Regions from separate parts of the Mus musculus genome. Here region 2 is linked to region 1. The links are chromatin contacts, found by POLR2A ChIA-PET in ENCODE. All regions are on one chromosome and are shown on one strand. The core of a region is the stretch at or near the end of the contact, and the rest is flanking DNA. Distances in the headings are between cores, read along the strand shown.

Region 1 (5,407 bases), core at 1,384-3,883:
TGCAACTCTTTAATATACTTCTTATGTTTTGGTGACTTCCAACCATAAAATTATTTCATGGCTACTTTATAACTGTAATTTTGCTGCTGTTATGAGTCATACTGTAAATATCTGTGTTATCTGATGGTCTTAGATGACCCCTGTGAAAGGGTTATTAACCCCTAAAGGGGTTGCAACTCACAGGTTGAGAACTCCTGCTCTAAGTGGCCACAGGTTCTACTATAAGAATTTTGTAACAATTTACAGTTTACAAATCTATGCATAAAATGTGTCCATTTCTGCAGAGAAACGAATCTGGCCACATGTACTTGAACACCATTGTAGTTACTCCTCTGAGGGCTGGGAAGTCCACTTTTACTTTGCCTACTTCTCTTTTTGATATGCTTACAAATGAGCATTTGTAGCCAGGAACAGTGAAGATTAAAATCAAAACAAATTGCCAGCAGCGGGTAGTTAGGCCTTGTCCAGGGATAGCTGACTCTATAGTGATGTGTGATGCATAGTCTTAACCTCCACTTTAGGCTTCGAGTGCAGGAATAGCATCTTTTTCTCCCCACCTGCCGCCTCTGACCTCTGGCCCCATTGCTGCCTCACCCCCACCCTCAGCCCAGTCCGTCTGGGTTCAGTTGGCATTCTGGTTATTAAGACTAAACTTGCTGGGCAGTGGCGGTGCACGCCTTTAATCCCAGCACTTGGGAGGCAGAGGCAGGTGGATTTCTGAGTTGGAGGCCAGTCTGGTCTACAGAGTGAGTTCCAGGACAGCCAGGGCTACACAGAGAAAACCCCCCCCAAAAAAAAAAAAAAAAAAAAAAAAAAGACTCTAAACTCTGAGTTGAAAAAAAAATGTCCACAGTTGCAAGTACTCAGGAAGCAGAGGCAGGAGGATTGCTTGGTGTGCTAAGCACTGTAGAGACCCCCATCTCAAAAGAAGACAAAGAGCCGGGCGTGCAGCACTCGGGGGGTAGAGGCAGGCAGATTTCTGAGTTCGAGGCCAGCCTGGTCTACAAAGTGGGTTCCAGGATAGCCAGGGCTATACAGAGAAACCCTGTCTCGAAAAACCAAAAAAAAAAAAAAAAAAAAAAGAAAGAAAGGAAAATGGAAAGGAAAGACGTGAAAAACGTACATTCTCCATTTTACATTTTCAGCTTACTGATCCATGGAATTGATATTGGATCTACTAATGAAACTATGTCCTTTGCCTCTGTAAGCAATCCTTCTGCCAGGCGGAGGTGGTGCACACTTTAAATTTCAGCACTTGGGAAGCAGAGGCAGGAAGATCTCTTGAGCTCGAGGCTAGCCTGGACTACAGAGTTCTAGGACAGCCAAGGCTATACAGGGAAACCCTGTCTTGGGGGAACAGAAAAACCACAGCAACAATCCTTCTGGATGTTTTCTTGTGCAATTTAGTACTTTATATAAATGCCTGAAGAAGCTTGAAGCTAGATAAATGTAAAAAATTGGATATAATCAATGAAATATGTATAACAGTGAGTTAAAACAAAACAAAACAAAGCTGAGTCTGACACATGAGGTAAAAGCGTGTGTCTCCAAAACTTGATGACCTGAATTTAATCCTGAGAACCCATGTAAAACACTGACCCAGAGTAGGCATCGCGATCCTATACTCCGACAGTGAGGCAGGTTGCAGAAACAGGAAAGTTGCCTGGAAGTCCAGGTAGCCTAAAGTACCCTGTGAAGTAGCAGAAATGAGAGACCCTGCCCAACAAGGTGGAAGGCAAGAACCCTCCCAGGAAAGCTGTCCTCTGACTTCTACAGACATACTGTGTGTGGAGTGTGCATCCCCCAACCCCAAACCACAGTGCCATGATTAACTTTGAGGTAACAGCCAGGCATTGTCGTGCTTGCTTCTGATCCCAGCACTCTTGAAGCAGAGGCAAGAGAATCAGCAGTTCAAGGCCAGCCCTTACTACATCTTAAGTGTGAGGTTAGCCTGAGCTATATGAGACTGTCTCAAAAACAAAAAAGGGACTGCAGAGACGAATCAGCAGTAAGACCTTAGTTCGGTTCCCAGCACCCACACAGCAGCTCACAGCCAGTTTCAGGTGATCCAACACCCTCTTTTTGCCTACTTGGGCATTGCATGCATGTGGGACATATATAAACAAAACACCCATATAAATAAAAGAAAAACAAATAAGTCTTAAAACAAGACGGCTCAGTATGGTAGCACAGGCCTTTAATCCCAGCACTCAGGAGTCAGAGGCAGATTGATGTCTATGAGTCTGAGGCCAGCCTGGTCTACATAGCAAGTTCCAAGCCAGCTACAGCTACATCATGAGACCATGTCTCAAAACACAGGCTAAACAAAAACGACGAATAATAATAAACAAATTAATAATAAACAAAATAAATTATTTAATTATTATTAAAAAATAATAAACAAATAAAACCGTGGAGGTAAGCTACCCTTTCTCTGGCCAATGATGCTCACCAGTTTTGTGACTGCAGTGAGGTAGCCCCTACTAGCCATAAGGAGACTACAGTTCTCAGGTGGTAGAGCTATGCATTGGCGGGAGGAATTTTCACCAGCTGAGAGGCCTCTCTGGGAGGAACATTCCTTAGGGGCTGGGACTTCCTGGAGAAAGGCTGCTGGGGCCAACTGGGATTTACAGGGATTTAGCTAATAACCCTGGCTCGGAGACACAGATTGCTGTCTGCCTCCTCCCGCCCCCCTTGTGCTATCTCAAGACAAAAACCTCAGTGAAAGACAGGCCTAGAAGAACTGAGCCTCCTTGAAGTAATAGATCTTCCCCTAGGTTACCCAAGGAGAGGGAAAATGGGGAGGAAAATGGGGCTCTGGGACAGATGGGTAGTACCCAGAGAAGCCTTCCGGGAGCCATGCTGGAAAGGAAGAGCCGGTCCCCAGAACCAAGCCTTGTATCACCGGGAAAATTCTTTACTCGGTGTGGCTTCCTGTTTCTTCTTCACATTTTCTACCCCCGTTTCCATGGTGATTAGCAGTAAATCAGTTACCAAGTAAAACAGTAAAAGCTGAAAGATATCTTTAGGGACAGGCAGGGTACAGGGAGCTAAAGAGGCCTGCAAGGTCATTCCTTCATGAGAAGAAAGTGGGTCCAACCTAGAGCAGTTTTCTGGAAGTGGGGGTGTCTGTCCAGGCAGCGAACTTGGGCCAAAGAAGGCTTAAGGAGGAGCAGTGTGCTTAGTTTTTGTAAAATGTCCACCTTTATTTTATTTGTCCCTATATTGTATTTAGTTCACACCAAATTACAGATAATACATTTCCTTGTATTGGCTTTTACATTTCTATCTGAACCAAAGGATGGAACTATGTCTCACACGTTCCTATATTCCAAAGGGTCTGCTATCCACAGCCTGATAAGGAACTGGGCAGATGTAAGAGGCTCAATATAATTCATTTCTTTCTTTCTTAGCTGACAATATTTCTATATAGGACAAGTATGGTGGTGCATGCCCTTAATTCCCGCACAGCAGAGGAGAGGCAGAGGCGGAGAGGCAGAGGAGGCAGAGGCAGAGAGGCAGAGGAGAGGCAGAGGCAGAGGCAGAGGCAGAGGCAGAGGCAGAGGCAGAGGCAGAGGCAGAGGCAGAGGCAGAGGCAGAGGCAGAGGCAGAGGCAGAGGCAGAGGCGGAGAGGCAGAGGAGAGGCAGAGGCAGAGGCAGAGGCAGAGGCAGAGGCAGAGGCAGAGGCAGAGGCAGAGGCAGAGGCAGAGGCAGAGGCAGAGGCAGAGGCAGAGGCAGAGGGGCAGAGGGGCAGAGGCAGAGAGGCAGAGAGGCAGAGAGGCAGAGAGGCAGAGAGGCAGAGAGGCAGAGAGGCAGAGAGGCAGAGAGGCAGAGAGGCAGAGAGGCAGAGAGGCAGAGAGGCAGAGAGGCAGAGAGGCAGAGAGGCAGAGAGGCAGAGAGAGAGGCAGAGAGGCAGAGAGGCAGAGAGGCAGAGAGGCAGAGAGGCAGAGGCAGAGAGGCAGAGAAGCAGAGAGGCAGAGAGGCAGAGAGGCAGAGAGAGAGGCAGAGAGGCAGAGGCAGAGAGGCAGAGAGAGGCAGAGAGGCAGAGAGGCAGAGGCAGAGAGGCAGAGGCAGAGAGAGGCAGAGAGGCAGAGAGAGGCAGAGAGGCAGAGGCAGAGAGGCAGAGGCAGAGAGGCAGAGAGGCAGAGGCAGAGAGGCAGAGGCAGAGAGAGGCAGAGAGGCAGAGGCAGAGAGAGGCAGAGAGGCAGAGGCAGAGAGAGGCAGAGGCAGAGAGGCAGAGGCAGAGGCAGAGAGGCAGAGAGGCAGAGAGGCAGAGAGGCAGAGAGGCAGAGAGGCAGAGAGGCAGAGGCAGAGAGAGGCAGAGAGGCAGAGAGGCAGAGGCAGAGCGAGGCAGAGAGGCAGAGGTAGAGGCAGAGGCAGAGGCAGAGGCAGAGGCAGAGGCAGAGAGGCAGAGGGGCAGAGGGGCAGAGGGGCAGAGAGGCAGAGGGGCAAAGGGGCAGAGGGGTAGAGGCAGAGGCAGAGAGGCAGAGGCAGAGGCAGAGGAGAGGCAGAGGCAGAGAGGCAGAGAGGCAGAGGGGCAGAGGGGCAGAGGGGCAGAGGGGCAGAGGGGCAGAGGCAGGCAGATCTTCATGATGGTCTATATAACCAGTTCCAGGCCATCAAGGGCTATATAGTGAAACCCTCTCTAAATTTTTTTTAAATACATATACCCGTGTATTACATAACTATGGGCTTATTTAACTTTTCTCTTAGCTCCTCTTTAATTCATATAATCGTGCAATTAGAATATGTACACAAATACAAATTTTATCAATATATGTTTTATGTTTTTTCCACTCAACAGACCCCTTGAAAATTAACTAAGAAGACTTCTGAAGGACTGTCTCATTGTTCTCAGTGCCTCACCAACAGCTATGCAGCTGGGGTAGAATTTATCCACAGGATGGGTATGTTGGAGTCTCAGTTCTCTAGGACTGATTGTCATGTCTGTCTTAACCTGTTGGTTTCGTTTTTTGCTTTTTTGTTGTTTTTGTTTTTGTTTTTAGGGACACTGGGCAAATGGGAGGCTTTACACCATAGAAATCTCTAGATGTTGAAGTTGGCCCTTTGGGACCTGCAGAGGTGGGGCTGCAGTTAAGACCTCGTACTCCCTTCCCAGTTCCCAGCACCCACATGGCAGTTCATAACCATCTGTACCCCAGTTCCAGGGCATCTGACACCCACTTCTGGCCCCTGTGTGTGCTGTGTCCACAAAGTACACAAACATGCAGGCAAAACACCCATGGATAAAAAATAATAAATCTTTAAAGGGAACTTTCTTCTAACTTTAAATACAGATTATATAGTCCCTATTAGTGTTCCATCCCTGCCCCACCCTACCCCCACCCCCGGTTGTGAGACAATGACGAGTGCAAATAACACTGATTCTGGGTATGTGTGTGTGTGT
Region 2 (5,154 bases), core at 551-3,050, 91 kb before region 1:
AAAGACACAATAGACTTGTGCCAGGCAGGTAGGGCGGTACGAAGAATACGGGGAAGACTTAAGCCTTGGTTTAAGGCCTCCAGGGGACGAGGCTGTTGGTTCCCAGGCCTCACCAGAGAGCATCGCTTGGGGTTGAGTTTTCGAGCAAACAGTTTGGCAGCTTCCCAGGATCGAAGGTCATCTCCTAACCAGAACACAATCCGACGGAACTGTTCAAGGTAAGGCAGTAAGGCTGGGGGTAAGCAGACTGTCCCTCGGGGTAGGGAAAGGGTTGGCAGCCCCGTCGACTGGCTCAAGGCCAGGCTGTCCAGTTCACGACTTGTCACAACCACCTCAGTATCTCTCCGGCTGATCAGTGGTAATCCAAATAGGTTGTGATAGACACCAGGCCGGGGGATGGTGGTCTCTACATACTGTACTCCATTTTCCTGACCCTCAGCCCCTAGTAGCTTCAGGCCACGTAATCCTGAGCTCCCAGGGGTGAACCAAGGGAAGACCAGACTTCGAGCAGATCGAAGATAGCGGACACTGAATCGCCTGAGTGTGTCATCTGTCACCTTGGTAAGGCCAAACATCACACGAGCTAGCTGGGCTTCCTCAGGGTCTGGAAGCTCCCAAAGAGGTATGGCTCGGTTCCAGATCCTCAAGACCTCCTCCCTAACCTCAGCTTCTGGGCCTTCCCTAAGTAGGACACCCTCTTTGGCCCCATCCCCTCGTCCCTCCACACTGGCCTGCAAGTCTTCCCAGCTCCCTTCTGCTAGGCTGGTCATGCAAAGAAAGTGTCCTGTGGTCTTGTCAATGAAGAGGCAGAAGGAAGTGGGAGCGTCCTTTTTCTCATTTTTGATGTCTGAGGACACCACAAAGGGACTTGGTGCTCGAAGGCAGCTGTGGCCATCCTGGAAGGGGATCCCATGTGCACGTAAATACTGGCGGATTTCAGTCGTAGTCACCGGCGACACTGGCATCTCTAAGGCTGGGAGCGCTTCTTTTCTGTACCTTCTGCGGGGAGGGCCTGGCGCCAAGCTTCTGGGCAGGCCCCTCCTACCCACCCACTCGCCACGCAGTGGCAGCAAGATCCGGAGGGGATATGCACGTCGGAGAAGAAGCCACATTCCTAATGGAGTGGGACGCCACTACTGCAAAAGCTTTTGTTGTCTGGTTCAGTGCCTTCACTAAACCAGACCCTAGGAAACCTTCTACAAGGCACTCGCAGAAATCACTCCTACTGGCTTTTCTCTTTATCCCTCCTCAAACTTCTTCACGAACACAGTTCTTACTCCCCTCGGTTGCCTGTGTATTGCTACTTCATCCCTACACACCTACACTGCCCTTTCGCGTCTACGCCTCTCTCTGAGGATTCTCCTATCTCTAGGTCCTTTACGGATTTCTCTCCACCAGCTCACTTCTAGATCCTTCTACGGTCCCTCGATCTAAACGGCTTCTCTGTATCATCTCTTCACGTCTACTACCCCTCTACGGACTCTCCTGGCTAACCTCATCTCTACCGCTTTCTGCATCCCGTCTGAACCCCAACTCCAGGCGCTCCGAGCCCCCAGCGCTCACAGGCACTCTCCACACTGCTGGAGGTCACGCGCTCCGGCCCGGCTTCCTCACTGGCTCCCTTGCTCTGCCCTCCACTTCAAAGCTCCACGCTCCCGCCCCCAGCTTCGCGTCACCACTCTCCTTTCTAGTGTTCTGTCCGCAACGTGGGTCGCCCGCTCGCACGCGCTACTCGCGGTGACTCCGGAAGCAAAACTCTCCAGGGCGCCCATGCCACAACCCCGGAACCGGAAGTCACCGGTTAGTCCCGCCCCCCGGCTCCGCGTCCTGGCTCTCTAACCGTAGCCATGACCGGTCGCGGGACTTCGAGCCGCTTTCTGACCAGCGTCCTCCATAATGGGCTAGGGCGTTACGTGCAGCAGCTGCAGCGCCTCAGCCTCAGCCTCAGCCGGGATGCGCCCTCGTCCCGCGGCGCCAGGTGAGGCACGCGGAAGCGGGAGCGCCGGAAAGGGAGGCGGGGAGCTATGGGGCTGGGTTCGGGCCACCGTACTCACCTTCGCCGGGTCTCGCAGGGAGTTCGTGGAACGCGAGGTGACCGACTTCGCCCGACGGAACCCAGGAGTCGTAGTATACGTGAACCCGCGCCCGTGCGCCATGCCACGAATAGTGGCCGAATACCGTGAGTGGGGCCGAGCTAGGGCGGGGGTGGGCGGCGCGGGATCCCGGCTTGCCCGCTGCGTTCTGTTTGTCTGATTTCCGACCTGGCGCCTTCCACTCATCCCCTCCACGTCCCTCTCCCAGTTAATGGGGCTGTGCGCGAGGAAAACGTCAACAGCAAGTCGGTGGAGGAGATCAAGTCGTTGGTGCAGAAGCTGGCAGACCAGTCCGGCTTGGATGTGATCCGCATCCGCAAGCCCTTCCACACGGACAACCCGAGCATCCAGGGCCAGTGGCACCCCTTCACCAACAAACGGACTGCCCTCCACGGGCTGCGGCCCAGAGAACTCCGGGATTCTGCTCCAGCTTCGATGCAAGCACAGTAAAGAACCAGGCGCTTTGGACCGTGAGAGGGATAGGATTGGTTCCTCTTTTGGATTTCAAGCTCAGGCCGAGTAGGTGGGTGGAGCCTACCAGCCGGGGCGTGGCCTGAGATAAAGAAGAACCTTTTCCTTTGCCCACTTGTAGCTAGGTGCAGTGACCTTGTGAATACCCTAATTCTGATTCAATTGGCCTCCTTGCAAGCTGAGATGTGAGAAGTGTACAACACTTGTACAAGGACCGTGTTTTCTGAAATACGAATAATAATGACTTCAAAACACATGAAAGAGTCTGGAGGCTGTCTTCTGAAGGACACGGGATGCCCTGTTGCTCTTGCTGGTATGGCATTGGGCAAGGCACCTTATATCCGTGTTTGTGTGCAGTTTAGGAAGTTGAAGATGAGCCTGGCGTTGGTAGTGCATAACCTTTAATCCCAGCATTTGGTTGGCAGAGGCAGATGAATCTCTGCGTTTAAGGCCAGCTTGGTCTACAGAGTGAGTTCCAGGACAACCCAGTCTCAAAAACTAAAAATGAAATAAAAAAGAAAAAGAAAACTGAAGTCATTAAGACTATATTTGAAGGGGCTGGTGAGATGGCTCAGCAGGTAAGAGCACCCGACTGCTCTTCCAAAGGTCCTTAGTTCAAGTCCCGGCAACCACATGGTGGCTCACAACCATCTGTAAGAAGATCTGATTCCCTCTTCTGGTGTGTCTGAAGACAGCTGCAGTGTACTTACATATAATAAATAAATCTTTAAAAAAAAAAGCAGTGTTTAAAAAAAAAAGACTATATTTGAAGATTGATTATCTATCATGTGTATAAATACATGCCTGCATGTATTTCTGTGCACGGTGCGCATGCAGTGTCCATGGAGGCCAGAAGACAGTGTAGGGTCCCCTGGAACTGGAGTTACAGGCAGTTGTGAGCCACCATGTTGGTGCTGGGAATTGCACTTGTGTCTTTTAAAAGAACAGTCAGTCTTTTATCCACCTGAGCCATCTCTCTAGCCTCTCAAAGTCACAATTCAAAAATTTGTACTTTTTCTCAAGATGTAGATCTCACTATGTAGCTCTGGTTGTCCAGGATCACTATGTAGACCAGGCTGGCTTCAAACTCACAGAGACCTGTCTGCCTCTGCTTCCCAAGTGCTGGGACTAACGGTGTGCGCCACTGTGCTCGGCTCACGGTGTAGGCGTAGTTTCAGCATAAGCCAGTCTTTTAACTCCAAACTAGAAGCAGAACATAAAACCTTTCAATGGTTAGTGTCAAAGGCAGTGTGACTCAGCATCTCAGAGCAGGTCCCCTCACAGAACGGAGCCATGTCTCTCCCTGGATGGAGGAGTGGGACGTGCTGAAAAGCTTGGGGAGGAGCACAGCCAGCAGGAAGCGGCTTCCAGACTTACGGTAATCAAGGCAAGGGCTGCAAGGTGGCTCAGGGGTTAAAACCACTTGCTGCTCTTCTGGAGGCCTGGGGTTCAATGCTCAGCAACCACACAGCAATCAGTGACCGTCTGTTATGGTTCTGGGGACCTGGATGGTTCCAGGGTTCATGGTGTTTAAGGGTATCAGGCAGTGGGGAGTCAGAGAGGGAAGGGAAAGGCCTTCATGTGGTGGTACAGCTTTTAATCACCAACACTTGAAAGGCAGAGGCAGCCAGATAGATGAGTTCAAGGCCAACCTAGTCTACATAGAGGGTTCTAAGCCAGTGAGGACTACACAGTAAGACCATGTCTTTTTAAAAAAAAAAAAAAAAAAAAGGCAGAGCTGGGTAGATGGCTCAGGATATAAAGGCAGAGCTGGGTAGATGGCTCGATATATAAAGGCAATCCCTGGCCACTTGAGTTTGGTCCCCCTAGATCTCACATAGTGAGAGAAGCAGCAAACAGGTTCTCTGGCCTTGTCCTCTGACCTGCACATATGCACCCTGGCATGGTCAAGCATATGTGCACACACACAACAAGGAGCTGTTATTGTGCATCAGTAGTTGCACAGATCTAGGAGCTGGCAACAGCTCAAATAACAGTGAGATTCCCTGTCTGCAAAGATACAGGAGGGGGGCCAGGAGCAAACGCTGGGAATCCTTGTGACTTCTTGAGCCGCTCTGATTTTGTCCCCCTTAACATCATCATCAGGGAGTAAAATGAGCCCCTAACTCATGGTCCCTGTACCTGCCCGACTCAGCAAAGGCAGAAGCAGATCTCATTCCCAAAGCTACCCCTAGATGAAGAAATCTCTGGAGCACCTTCTCCATAAGCCAGAAATCTGTTTCTGGTAAAGCCAGTCTAGACCAAGCAGACACTCAAAGCTGTGGGGAAAGAGGGCATTTATTAGCCAATGTCAGGAGGAGCAGAGCCCAGGCTCCCCATTCCATCACATGCCTGTTCCACCCACCTGGGTGATGAGTGGGGGCATTCCTGAAGAAGTACAGCCATTCTCACAATAAATACATTCATTGTGGGGTGGAGGTGGGAGAGGTATGGGTGAAGGACAGTAAAAACTCGTGGGGTTCCACGTTCTCAGCTACAAAAATAACAGTCATCCTCACCCAAGAGGAATGGGGGGCTCAGTCAGGGTTGATTGTCCCATGTGGGCCTGGAGACATCTGAGGCCCTTGGA

Evidence for each region. ChIA-PET counts read pairs that join two places held with the same protein, here RNA polymerase II (POLR2A).
Region 2: POLR2A ChIA-PET joins it to region 1 with 13 read pairs in Patski. The contact joins the promoter of Mrpl43 here to the enhancer-like site in region 1. POLR2A ChIA-PET finds 5 or more read pairs at or near these places in 2 of 5 experiments (Patski and embryonic stem cell).

What each region holds. Positions count from the first base shown.
Region 1 is chr19:44,912,222-44,917,628 of GRCm38, reverse strand. No RefSeq gene overlaps it. Among named protein-coding and RNA genes, the nearest start is that of Slf2, 16 kb to the left of the region's middle. Within about 2 kb of position 2,633, at least 1 of the 3 ENCODE cell types and tissues checked has a DNase peak (open chromatin) inside an H3K27ac peak, as active enhancers do.
Region 2 is chr19:45,003,088-45,008,241 of GRCm38, reverse strand. Mrpl43 (mitochondrial ribosomal protein L43) reads left to right here and starts at 1,800. Exons shown (of 3, transcript NM_053164.3): 1 at 1,800-1,978; 2 at 2,073-2,179; 3 at 2,302-3,228. The coding sequence starts at 1,848. The coding sequence ends at 2,543. It overlaps Twnk (twinkle mtDNA helicase), which reads right to left and starts at 1,684. Exons shown (of 5, transcript NM_153796.4): 1 at 1-1,684. The coding sequence starts at 1,112. It overlaps Sema4g (sema domain, immunoglobulin domain (Ig), transmembrane domain (TM) and short cytoplasmic domain, (semaphorin) 4G), which reads right to left. Exons shown (of 15, transcript NM_011976.1): 15 at 4,847-5,154.